Linked DNA regions of Homo sapiens: regions 2, 3 and 4 are each linked to region 1. The links are chromatin contacts, found by Hi-C or POLR2A ChIA-PET in ENCODE. All regions are on one chromosome and are shown on one strand. The core of a region is the stretch at or near the end of the contact, and the rest is flanking DNA. Distances in the headings are between cores, read along the strand shown.

Region 1 (2,833 bases), core at 102-2,601:
GCAGGGGCAGCAGTTGGGGGCCCGGGCCTGGAAGCCTTGGGATGCACCGGCCCACGGCACCCACCTGCCTGTTGGACAAGAGCATTTTTTTTTTTTTTTTGAGACGGAGTCTCGCTCTGTTGCCCAGGCTGGAGTGCAGTGGCACAATCTTGGCTCACTGCAACCTCTGCCTCGTGTGTTCAAGCGATTCTCTTGCCTTAGCCTCCTGAGTAGCTGGGATTACAGGTGTGCACCAACACAGACGGCTAATTTTTGTATTTTTAGTACAGACACAGTTCCACCATGTTGGCGAGGCTGGTCTTGAACTCCTGATCTCAAGTGATCCTCCCGCCTTGGCCTCCCAAAGTGCTGGGATTACAGGCATGAGCCACTGCGCCTGGTCGACAGGAGCATCTCTTGGCACACCCCATGCCCCTACAGTGTGGGCCGTGCAGGGGGCTGGGCTCACAGGGCGAGGTGGGTGGGGCAATGTTTAGAGGAGGAGGGAAGGAAGGGTGGGGAGCAGGGAGGCCCCATTTGCAGCTCCTGCCCCATGTCCTAGACTCACCGGCCCTTAGAGGCCTCTGGGGCTCTCCAAGGGGCCTGGGCTCCTTCCTCCCAGGGGTTGTGTGTGTCACGAGGCGTGGATCAAATCCAGGAGCTCTGGGGTCAGGCATCCTGGGAAGTTGGGATGGGAAAGCCCTCGAAGGCCCCTTCCCCTTCCTGATCTCCGTTTGGTTTTTTCTCCCTGACCAGGCTCTGAACTCAGAATGTGTTCCAACACCCCCTAGGTGCCTTCTCACCATTCAGGGTCCCAGGTGCTGGGGCTAATCCCCGGGCTCTTTTGCCTGCGTAATTGTGGCTTCTTGCCGGCGCAGCCAGACGCAGAGCCGGCTCTGACCTTTCCAGCCCGGCAGCTGCGGGCTCCTGGCCCGTGACTTGAGCCGCAGAGTCCCCTCGTCTGCCTCTGCCAACTTGGCCTTGTGGGCTAGAGTGGCCCCTGCTTAGGGGCAGCCAACTTCCAGAAGCTTCCGGCCCCCCTCCCTCGAGCTGGGTGTCGGACCAGCTCTGTGTTTCATTCTTCCTGGTTGGTTTCACAAAGCCTCATCCTCAGCCCCCTCAACAAGAAAAGAAACCAAAAGCACCAGTCTAGTTCCTAAATCCAAGGCTTCCAGGTCTTTCTGTCCCTCCGATGGTCTGTGCCCTCCTCACCCAACTGGGGCTGCCTTTATCGTAGATGGTCCCCACCCGCCCCCAGACCTTCTCGCCTGGAGTTTGCTTTCTGTTAGGGAGGCCCACGCCTGGCGCTGTGCTGTGACTCAGCCGGGGGCTGAGCTCTGCAGGGCCAGCCCACAGTCCCCCGCCAGAGTGCGACAGGCCCGGGTCGGCTGCTGACGCCACCTCATCCTGGAGCCAAACACCCGCTTCAGGGACAAAAGTGCAGAGGCTGGCCTTGGGCAGTGGCCCCCGAGAGGCAGCTGTGGGAAGCCATCCCTCTCTCCTCCTCCTCCTCCTCCTTCTCCTTCTCCTCCCCCATCCCCCTCCTCTCACTCCCCATCTTCCTCCCCATTCCCCTCCTCCTCCATCCTCCTCCACTCATCCCCCACTCCCATCCCCCATCCCCCTCCTCTCTCTCCTCCTCCTCTCCTCCTCTGGGCTTCACCTGCTGTTCCCAGCACTACTCTGACAGCCACCCCCAGATGGCCTGTGTCCCTGTCACCTCCCTCCCCACCTTCTTCTTTTGGAGCCCAGGGCCTGGCACGAGCCTGGCACTAGGGCCACTTGCCTTGTCCCAGGTGCTGGTGACACAGCCCCGGCAATCCTTCCCTTCCACAGGAGTGAGCCAGCCACAAGCATATGCATATCAAATGCATAAATGCTGTAAAAAGAAGAAACCAGGCCAGGCGCAGTGGCTCATGCCTGTAACCCCAGCACTTTGGGAGGCCGAAGTGGGCGGATCACCTGAGATAAGGAGTTCAAAACCTGGCCATCATGGTGAAACCCCATCTCTATTAAAAATACAAAAATTAGCCGGACGTGATGGCACAAACCTGTAATCCCAGCTACTCAGAAGGCTGAGGCAGGAGAATCGCTTGAACCTGGGAGGCGGAGGTTGCAGTGAGCTGAGATCGCGCCACTGCACTCCAGCCTGGGCGACAGATCGAGACTCTCAAAAAAAAGAAAAAGAAACCAGAAACAGGGCGGGCTCGTGAGGAGGTGAATGAAGAGGTGGTCAGGGAAGGTGAGAGAAGGACACTGAAGATTCAGGAAGGGCCTGAGAGACGAGGGAGCCAGCCACCTTGGGAAAGAACATTCTGGACCAGCAGGGGTCAGGAGGACAGTCCCGTGCAAAGGCCCTGTGCCCAGGGGACACAGGAGCAAACAGAAGGGCAGGAAATGGGGAGGATGTGGGCCCTGAGTGACATGAGAAGCAGCCACAGAGGGTTCTGGAACAGTCAGAAGCAGGGGTGGAAGCAGGAAGGGGGCAGTGCTGGGGCCTCAGGGCAGGGAGGAGGAGGCTGCCAGGGCCTAGGCTGACCAGCTGGCCTTGCCCAGGAAGTGCAGGACCCCGAGGTGGCACCTCCTTTCCACAGAGCAAGAGGAGGCCGGCTGGGTGCTGTGGCTCACAGCGGCAACTGTAATTCCAACACTTTGGGAGGTCGAGGCAGGCGGATCACCTGAGGCCAGGAGTTTGAGACCAGCCTGGCCAACGAGGTGAAACCTTATTTCTACTAAGAATACAAAAATTAGCCAGGTGTGGTGGCACGTGGTGCCTGTAATCCCAGCTACTCAGGAGGCTGAGGCAGGAGAATTGCTTAAACCCAGGAGGCAGAGGTTGCAGTGAGCCAAGATA
Region 2 (2,833 bases), core at 203-2,702, 610 kb before region 1:
GACCCCTAAGAAGCGGGTAGCAAGATTTTCATGCTCATCTCACACGTGGGAAAAGGGCGCTCAGAGAGGGAAAGGTGCTTGCCCAAGAGAGCACAGCTGGTTAACCCATACCCAGGAGGCCTGCTGGGGGCTTACCTGGTGGGTGTCAGGACGAGGCAGAAGATGCCATAGGGATCCTCAGACAGCTTCTGCAAGATGGGAAGGACAAACGCTGCTGTCTTCCCACTGCCTGTCTTAGCACAGCCCAAGCAGTCTCGACCTGGGTTGGGGACAAAGCAGCATCAACACCCTCCATGTGTGGACAGCTGGGTTTCAGAGACCTTGCCCAGGACACACTGCCAGTGAGTGGCAGGCTGGACTGGAACCCATATCCATTTGACCCGAGATGCCCACAGCTTCCTACCACCTCGTTCTAACTCCGTCCAGGAGCACGTGAATTTGGGGAATCCAGAATTCCCTTCCCTCATATGCATCTTGTGCTCCCTGTTGACCCCTTCATTTGTTTATTTAATCCCTGACTTATCACATCTTAGGCTTCCTGTGGGCCTCTCTTTAATGGCGAAACTGGGTTGGGCTAGAGGAGCAGAGAGAAGACCTTCTCCTAGAGGAGCAATCACAGGACCAAGGAGTCCTGGATCTACCAGCAATTTTGACAGCCTCAACTTCTATTTGTAAAATAAAGATAGCAGTACCAGGTCTGCAGGATTTTGCGATACTATCGGACTAGTCATCCATCAAACCCTCCCTGTGCTGAGACTATGAAAATTTCAGAGATTACATCACTTGCGTACGAACACAAAGCGAGTCAGTCATGCAACCTAAATGCCAACACTGTCCAGTCGTCCTCCGGAACCCCGGATCTCCTGTAACGCCCGAGGTTGCCCCTCGCCTCGTGGGACCGGAATAAGCAAAGGTTGCGAGAAGGGAAAGGAGTCGAGAGGAGCGGAGAGGCCTCTTGGGGAAGGCCCTGGGCCATACTCACCCTCCAGGATGGCGGGGATGCAGCCGAGCTGCACGGGCGTGGGCTGCTTCAAACCCAGCTGCCGACATTGTTCCACGAGCCACGATGACAGCCCGAGCTCCGCGAAGCCTGCCATCCTTGTGGCCGCTTGTAGGGGCCCCTTGTAGGGGCCCGTGTGATCCGCGCTTCCGGCGCGCGCCGACGACGTCACGAGAAAAATCTTCCTGTTTATTGGATCTGCCTCCTGCGTGGTCCCACCCTCTCCAGCTCCCTCAGCCTATTCCCAGCCTCGACCGCATCCTTATCATGTTTCCCCGGATCCCATTGGCTTGCAGAAACACACTACAATTCCCGAGATGCTCTCCGTGACGCACTTACGCCTTCCGCCCCCTTGCATATTATTGTGGAGCTTCCCATTGGCTTACTTCGCCGCCGCTCGGAAAAAGTAAACTACATTTCCTAGCGTGCCCGTGTCTTGCTTCCGGCTGACGTGTCTTTCAGGAAGAGGAGCTGGTGAGAAGACAGCGAAATGGCGCCTCCGGCCCCCGGCCCGGCCTCCGGCGGCTCCGGGGAGGTAGACGAGCTGTTCGACGTAAAGAACGCCTTCTACATCGGCAGCTACCAGCAGTGCATAAACGAGGCGCAGCGGGTGAAGGTGCGGCCGCGCAGGGGCGCGGGGACGCTGGGGGCGGAGGCGGAGGACGCTTTCTGGTGGCCGCGAGCCGCGTTCTGCGTCTAAAAACTTTCTCTTTTCTTCTCGCGTTTTTTGGGCCACCTCTTCCACAGTTCAGTGAGGAGTAGTCACTGTCCCGTGACAGAACCCAGAGCAGTAACAGTTTACGGTACTGCTCACTCGTACAGCGTTCTCTCTGCGCCCTTGAAAGTGTTTTGAGTAAGGGAGGTGTTTATGCCACTGTAGTGACAATAAGCCTATTTTGTTCAGCCATACCTTCAGTTCCCGTGAGATGGAGACTGTTGCTTATCCTCATTTTACGGATGAGAACCCTAAAGTTCAGAGAAGGACGTTTCCCTGCCCAACCAGCCTGGTTATTTCTCCCAGAGCTTACCCATTCATTCATTCATTCTTCATTGAGCACTTTTTTGGACGGGCACTGTATTCCGCTGGACTCAGAATGATAAACACAGTTTCCCAGCGCAGTGGCTCAAACGCCTGTAATTCTGGCGCTTTGGGAGGCCGAGGCGGGCAGATCGCATGCGCCCAGGAGTTCGAGACCAGCTTGGGCAACGTGGAGAAACCATGAGTCTACCAAAAATTAGCCGGGCGTGGTGGCGGGCACTTGTAATCTCAGCTACCGGGAGGCTGAGACAGGAGAATCGCTTCAACCCGGAGGCCGAGGTTGCAGTGAACCGAGATCGCGCCACTGCACTCCAGCCTGGGTGACAAAGTTGTAAGAATTAAAGAGGAAAGAAACACGAAAGGTGGCTTGCCAGTCAAGACAGGTTTATTTTAGAGAAAACAAACCTGAGAGGCGCCTTCTGGCGGAGTTGGGTCAGAGTAACACTCTTTTACAGACTAAGAGTTTTTAAGGATTCAGGGTCGGAGAGTTTATCAGAGGCTTGAACTGCTTCTGTGTCTCTTCGTTGTGCTTATCTGGGAGGGAGAGTTGTGTGTCTGTTCCCATACATCTTTCTTTTTTCTTTTCTTTTCTTTTCTTTTTTTTTTTTTTTTGAGATGGAGACTCGCGCTGTTGCCAGGCTGGAGTGCAGTGGCGTGATCTCGGCTCACTGCAACCTCCGCCCCCAGGTTCAAGCAATTCTCCTTTCTCAGCCTCTCGAGTAGCTGGGATTACAGGCGCGCGCCACCATGGCCCGGCTAATTTTTGTATTTTTAGTAGAGACGGGGTTTCACCA
Region 3 (2,833 bases), core at 244-2,743, 550 kb after region 1:
GCTGAGACTACAGGCTCACGCCTGAATAATTTTTGTATTAAGTTTTTTTTATTTTTTTATTTTTTCTGGAGACAGGTTCTTGCTCTGTCACCCAGGCTGGAGTGTGCAGTGGCATGATCACAGCTCATGGCAGCCTCGACTTCCCAGGCTCAAGTGATCCTCCCATCTCAGCCACCCGAGTAGCTGGGACTACATGTCTAACTAATTAAAAATAAATTTTTTTTTTTTTTTTTGTAGAGACTAGGTCTCACTAGTGTGGCCCAGGCCAGTCTCGAACTCCTGAGCTCAAGCCATCCTCCTGCCTGGGACCCCCAAAGTGCTGGGATTACAGCCATGAGCCACAACCCCTGGCCTTAATTTTTGTATTAATTTTTGTATTAATGTTAAACCAAGTAAAATTAAATACAATTGGCTGGGCGCAGTGGCTCACGCCTGTAATCCCAGCACTTTGGGAGGCCGAGGTGGGTGGATCACTTGAGGTCAGGAGTTCGAGACCTGCCTGGCCAACATGGTGAAACCCCATCTCTACCAAAAAATATAAAAATCAGCAGGGCGTGGTGGCACACACCTGTAGTCCCAGCTACTTGGGAGGATGAGGCAGGAGAATCACTTGAACCTGGGAGGCGGAGGTTGTAGTGAGCCAAGATTGCCCCACTGCACTCCAACCTGGTTGAAAGAGTGAGATTCTGTCTTAAAAAAATAATAATTAAATACATACATACATACATACATACATACATACAATTATATGCCCAGCTCCTCAGCTGTGCCAGCCTCTCTTCCAAGGCTCAGTAGCTACATGGGGCTGATGGCTGCTGTATTGGATGGCCAACATTGTTCTAGAAGATCCCAGGAACCAAGGAGCCCAAGTTCCCCAGAAACCAAGAATCTCACTACTGTTTTCACAGTTTCAATTAGATTGCCTCACCCCACCTCTGGCAGACAGATACACATGGAGCACCAGTATGTGTGCGACCCTGTACCCAACTATTCACACGCATCTGCTCATCCAATCTTCATGCCATGCCCTCAGAGGCAACCCCAACTTTATGAAGGAAACCGAGGCACAGAGAGATCAATCATTGGTCCCGGCTGACTGTGATTTTGCCCCTGGTCTGTCTGCCAATGACCTCCTGTTTGAAACCATCACGCGTGGCTCTCTGGGTTTCCAAGCTCCCCTTGCCGCCCCCCTAACCCAAACCACCACTCACAGCTGGAATGGGGGACGGGGGGCAGGGCAACGGGTGGCCCCATGCAGGCTTTGGCCAGCCCAGGAAGTGACACCTGCTACTTCTCCTGAAACCCAGGCTCCGGGCAGGGGGGCCTCCCCTCTGTTCCTGAGGGGGGCCAAGGCGAGATGATGGGTATCTACTGGCCAGGGCTCAAACTCACCGGACAGGGTAGCGAGTGGGATGGGGCCCCTGTCTGACGGGGCAGGCGCCAGGAGACAGCCACGAGGCCACTTCCGTCAGCACCAAGTTGGAGGCTTGTGTGCATGGGTTGGGGGGGGGACAGGAAGCTCACCCCGCCCCGCCTACCATCCAACCGCCACCTTTCCTCCCCCGCCCGATCAGCACCCATGGGACCTCCCTGGAACCACACAGGCCATGGGTGAGTAAACAAGAGGCGCTTGAACCTGGAGCCCCCCGGCCTGAACCTGGAGCTGTTCTTACCGAACAAATATTAATCATGGCAATTGGGAAATAACTGAGCACCAACCCTGGCCCAGGCATTCAACATCTTGCCATCCTGAGGTAGGCCGATACCCACTTCACAGACTGGGCAAACTGAGGCTCAGAGAGGGAAATGCGCTCAGAAAGGGGAAGACATGGCCAGGCGCGGTGGCTCACGCCTGTAATCCCAGCACTTTGAGAGGCCAAGGTGGGTGGATCACGAGGTCAAGAGGTTGACACTATCCTGGCCAACACGGTGAAACCCCGTCTCTACTAAAAATACAAAAATTAGCTGGGCGTGGTGGCCCATGCCTGTAGTCCCAGCTACTCAGGAGGCTGAGGCAGGAGAATCACTTGAACCCGGGAGGTGGAGGTTGCAGTGAGCCAGAGGTTGCAGTGAGCCGAGATTGCGCCACTGCACTCCAGCCTGGCGACAGAGCGAGACTCCATCTCAAAAAAAAAAAAAAAAGAAAAGAAAGGGGAAGACATTTTTGCATTCATGAGCGCTTTCCTTCACTACAAAAGAAATTTAAAATTATATTTTAGGTGGTGGCTGATGCCTGGAATCCCAGCACTTTGGGAGGCCGAGGCAGGTGGATTGCTTGAGCCCAGGAGTGCGAGAACAGCCTGGGCAACATGGTAAAACCCCGTCTCTACTAAAAATACAAAAGTTAGCTGGGTGGGGTGGCATATGCCTGTAATCCCAGCTACTCGGGAGGCTGAGGCAGGAGAATCGCTTGAACCCAGGAGATGGAGGTTGCAGTGAGCGGAGATCGAGCCACTGCACTCCAGCCTGGGTGACAGAGAGAGACTCTGTCTCAAAAACAAAACAAAACAAAACTGTATTTTACAACTACATTGACATAAAGACAAATATATTAATATTATACACAAAAATGTTTCCTTCAACCCAAGAGTTCATTTTTTTCCCTTTGGATTTTAAAAGAAGTGAAAACATCAACCTAGGGACCCCTAAAAGCACTGTGAGCCTGAGACACTGGGCATTTTGGGTCTGATGGAGAAGTCAGCCCTGCTAGAACCCAAGTCTCCCAGCCTGTACAGTACCAGCACAAAGCCCAGAGATGGCCGGAGACTTGCCCAAGGTTACACAGCACATTGCCAGCTGACTCAGAGGTCCCCATCCTGCCTTCCCGGCACCA
Region 4 (2,833 bases), core at 243-2,742, 530 kb before region 1:
TCATTAAAAATAAGTTTCCAACGTGGCAGACTCGTTTATGTAAAGCCATTATTGCTGTCTTATTGGAAGAACAAAACTCAAACCCAACTTTTCCAAGGCAAGAGTTGTGAAGTTATGTAACAGGTCGGTTTCAGCAACAGGCGATGCAAGAAAAAACAAAATACAACCTGCTTCCTGAATGATCTTAATAGCCAGCCAATATGTGCTCCTCCATGGGAGGCAAAAATTCTTCTCTGCCTCAACCTTCCGCTGGCCAGCGCCCCTATGCATGGGGAAAGTCGAACCTACGCTCCGTGACTGTGAAAGGTGGGGTGCCCAGATGGCTGCGACCACAGATGGGAGGTGGGACAGGCGGCCAGACCCACCAATGGGGAGACCGGGCAGGACCCCCGGACCAGGCCAGAGACAGGATTAGGGCAGGTCACCCTGGATACTCCCGGAAAGGGACTGAGGGAAGTCACTCAAGCTCCGGCCTGAGCAAGACCCGGCCCAGGTCGTAGGAGAACTCGAGGCAGAATACCGAGACCTGCGAAAGAGGGACCAGGGCAGGTCACCCTAGCCCGGATGGAATGGAAGAACTCAGATAAGTCAGGGGGCAGGTTACTCCAGGCCAGACTGATTGTGGGACACAAGGCAGGTCAGCCCGGGCCCAGGAGGGGGAGCAAACCCAGCTGGCGTAAAGGAACAGGGTCAGGTTAGCTCGGTCCCGAACGAAGTGGAGGACTCGAGGCAAGTCTGCCCGGCCCAGGAGTTGGGGGCCGAAGGAACTCAGCCAGGTCGCGGCCGGAGCGGGGGACCCGGGGCAGATCAGGCCAGGCCCGGGCAGATTGCAGGACCTGGGGCAGGTAAGCTCAGGCCGAGCCAGAGTAGGGGACCCGGGGCAGATCGCCCCAGGCCCGGCCGCGATGGGGGACTCCGGCCAAACACAGGCCGGGCCCGAGGCGAGTTCGGGGCAGGTCTCAGGCGCCGAGGCCGGGCCCGGGCTTCCGGCACCGCCATGTGCCGCTCACCTGCGCGTCGAGCTGTCCCGCCGCAGCGCCCGCGCCCGCGCCGCCCGGGCCTCCCGCGCCGCCACCGCCCGGGCCGCCGGGGCCGCCGGGGGGCGTCTGCGTCTGGCTAGGAAGAGTAAAGTCGGTGAACTCGAACTCGGAGCCCTGTGTGTCGGCGCCAAGCAGCTCGGCCTCCTCCGTGTCCAGGAAAGTGAGAGTCTGCGAGCTGGGCCCGTACGCCTCCACGCTCATGGTGCCTCCGGGTAGGGCCCTCGGGCCGGTTCCGCGCTGCACTCGAGCCCGCCGCCGCGCTGAGGCCTAGGCCGCAGGCCTCGGGTCGCTGCCGCTGTCGCCCCCGCGCGCCCGGAAAGGACCAAACCGCGCGCCCCGGCGCCAGCCGGACCGAGAGGTAACAGTGCCGAGCCGCCGCCGCTGCCGCCGAGCCCCTCCGCGCCTCAGCTCCCCTCGAAGCCGCCAGCCGCTCGCAGCCTAGAGCAGGAACTGCCGCCACCGCCGCCGTCGCCGTGCGCGTGCGCGAGCCCGACGCCGGCGGAAGCGCGCGCGCTCTTCGCGGGCGCCTGGTGCCCAGCAGGAAGACGGGACGCGCACCGCGCACGCGCAGGGGGTGGGGCTTTCAACCGCCGCTGCGGCGGCAGCTCGAGGACTTGGTCCCGCCCCAACTGCTAATTGGGGACGCCCGGGCGGCTGGCGGTGTGGACTTGGTGGTCTGCACCTGTGGTCGCTGCGACGGTGTTTCGGTTTAATTGAGCGCTAGCCGAATACCCTACATAGGTGGTCTCGGAACGCCCAACTGGAGAGACTGGGCAGGGACGGTGCGCTCCCACTCCTGGCAAAAGCTGCTTGGAACTCAGTTTCCCCATCTGTAAAATGGAGGGTGCCTCGCACATAGTAGATGCTCCCTGTGCATTGGTTTAAAAAGGGAGTGGGGCTCGGCGCGGTGGTCACACCTGTAATCCCAACACTCAGAGGCTGAGGCGGGAGAACTGCTTGAACTCAGGAGTTCGAGACCAGCCTGGGAGACAGAGTGAGACTCCATCTCTACAAAAAATATAAAAATTAGGCCGAGCGCGGTGGCTCACGCCTGTAATCCCAGCACTTTGGGAGGCCGAGGCGGGTGGATCATGACGTCAGGAGATCGAGACCATCCTGGCTAACATGGTGAAACCCCGTCTCCACTAAAAATACAAAAAATTAGCCAGGCGTGGTGGCACGAGCCTGTAGTCCCAGCTACTCAGGAGGCTGAGGCAGGAGAATCGCTTGAACCCAGGAGGCGGAGGTTGCAGTGAGCCAAGATTGTGCCACTGCACACCAGCCTGGGCAACAGAGTGAGACTCTGTCTCAAAAAAAAAAAAAAAAATTAGCTAAGCGTGGTGGTTCGCACCTGTAGTCCCAGCTACTAGGGAGGCTGAGGTGGGAGGATCGCTTGACCCTGGGAAGTTGAGGCTGCAGTAAGCCGAGATTGCACCACTGCACTCCAGCCTGGGTGACAGAGCGAGACCCTGTCTCAAAAATAAGTAAAAATAAATGAATGGGGATAGTCTTACGTACTGGGCCTGGCACTTGGAAATGATGGTTGCTGCTGTTCCTGATGCCTCTGCCACTGTTATTATACCATTACTATTTTTGCTATGATTATTATTTAGTGGACGTATACAGCAAAACAACTGGAAGCACATGGTCTGTGGTGGACTCTAGACCTGACCACTTACCAGCTGTGTGAAATTATACAAGTGACTTAACCTCTCTGAGCCTAGGGTTTCTGTTGCCATTAAGGTGGCATAGGAAGCCTGGGCAAGGTGGCTCTTTCCTGAAATCCCAGCACT

What was found. Hi-C counts contacts between places; a loop is a spot of excess contacts on that map. ChIA-PET counts read pairs that join two places held with the same protein, here RNA polymerase II (POLR2A). Pooled maps may share reads with other maps.
Region 2: a pooled map shows a loop between it and region 1 (23-fold over the local background). The contact joins the promoter of COPE here to the enhancer-like site in region 1. A Hi-C loop is called at or near these places in 4 of 50 pooled maps. POLR2A ChIA-PET finds 5 or more read pairs at or near these places in 3 of 52 experiments (K562, OCI-LY7 and WTC11).
Region 3: a pooled map shows a loop between it and region 1 (6-fold over the local background). The contact joins the promoter of FCHO1 here to the enhancer-like site in region 1. A Hi-C loop is called at or near these places in 2 of 37 single-sample maps with no recorded cell type and 7 of 50 pooled maps. POLR2A ChIA-PET finds 5 or more read pairs at or near these places in 2 of 52 experiments (both WTC11).
Region 4: a pooled map shows a loop between it and region 1 (5-fold over the local background). The contact joins the promoter of UPF1 here to the enhancer-like site in region 1. A Hi-C loop is called at or near these places in 2 of 50 pooled maps. POLR2A ChIA-PET finds 5 or more read pairs at or near these places in 3 of 52 experiments (BJ, HEK293 and HepG2).

The regions. Positions count from the first base shown.
Region 1 is chr19:18,303,174-18,306,006 of GRCh38, reverse strand. No RefSeq gene overlaps it. Among named protein-coding and RNA genes, the nearest start is that of LSM4, 18 kb to the left of the region's middle. RefSeq lists enhancers at 533-1,038, 929-1,308. Within about 2 kb of position 1,351, at least 37 of the 41 ENCODE cell types and tissues checked have a DNase peak (open chromatin) inside an H3K27ac peak, as active enhancers do; they include OCI-LY7, where a contact is called at or near this core.
Region 2 is chr19:18,918,006-18,920,838 of GRCh38, reverse strand. It overlaps COPE (coat protein complex I subunit epsilon), which reads left to right and starts at 1,452. Exons shown (of 10, transcript NM_007263.4): 1 at 1,452-1,616. The coding sequence starts at 1,491. It overlaps DDX49 (DEAD-box helicase 49), which reads right to left and starts at 1,124. Exons shown (of 13, transcript NM_019070.5): 1 at 983-1,124; 2 at 136-259. The coding sequence starts at 1,097. RefSeq lists enhancers at 850-1,449, 2,352-2,833 and a silencer at 1,530-1,719.
Region 3 is chr19:17,750,137-17,752,969 of GRCh38, reverse strand. FCHO1 (FCH and mu domain containing endocytic adaptor 1) reads right to left here and starts at 1,493. Exons shown (of 29, transcript NM_015122.3): 1 at 1,393-1,493. It overlaps FCHO1-AS1 (FCHO1 antisense RNA 1), which reads left to right and starts at 1,573. Exons shown (of 5, transcript XR_007067152.1): 1 at 1,573-1,754; 2 at 2,220-2,312.
Region 4 is chr19:18,830,618-18,833,450 of GRCh38, reverse strand. It overlaps UPF1 (UPF1 RNA helicase and ATPase), which reads right to left and starts at 1,492. Exons shown (of 24, transcript NM_002911.4): 1 at 1,011-1,492. The coding sequence starts at 1,241. RefSeq lists silencers at 879-958, 969-1,058, 1,209-1,308, 1,429-1,688.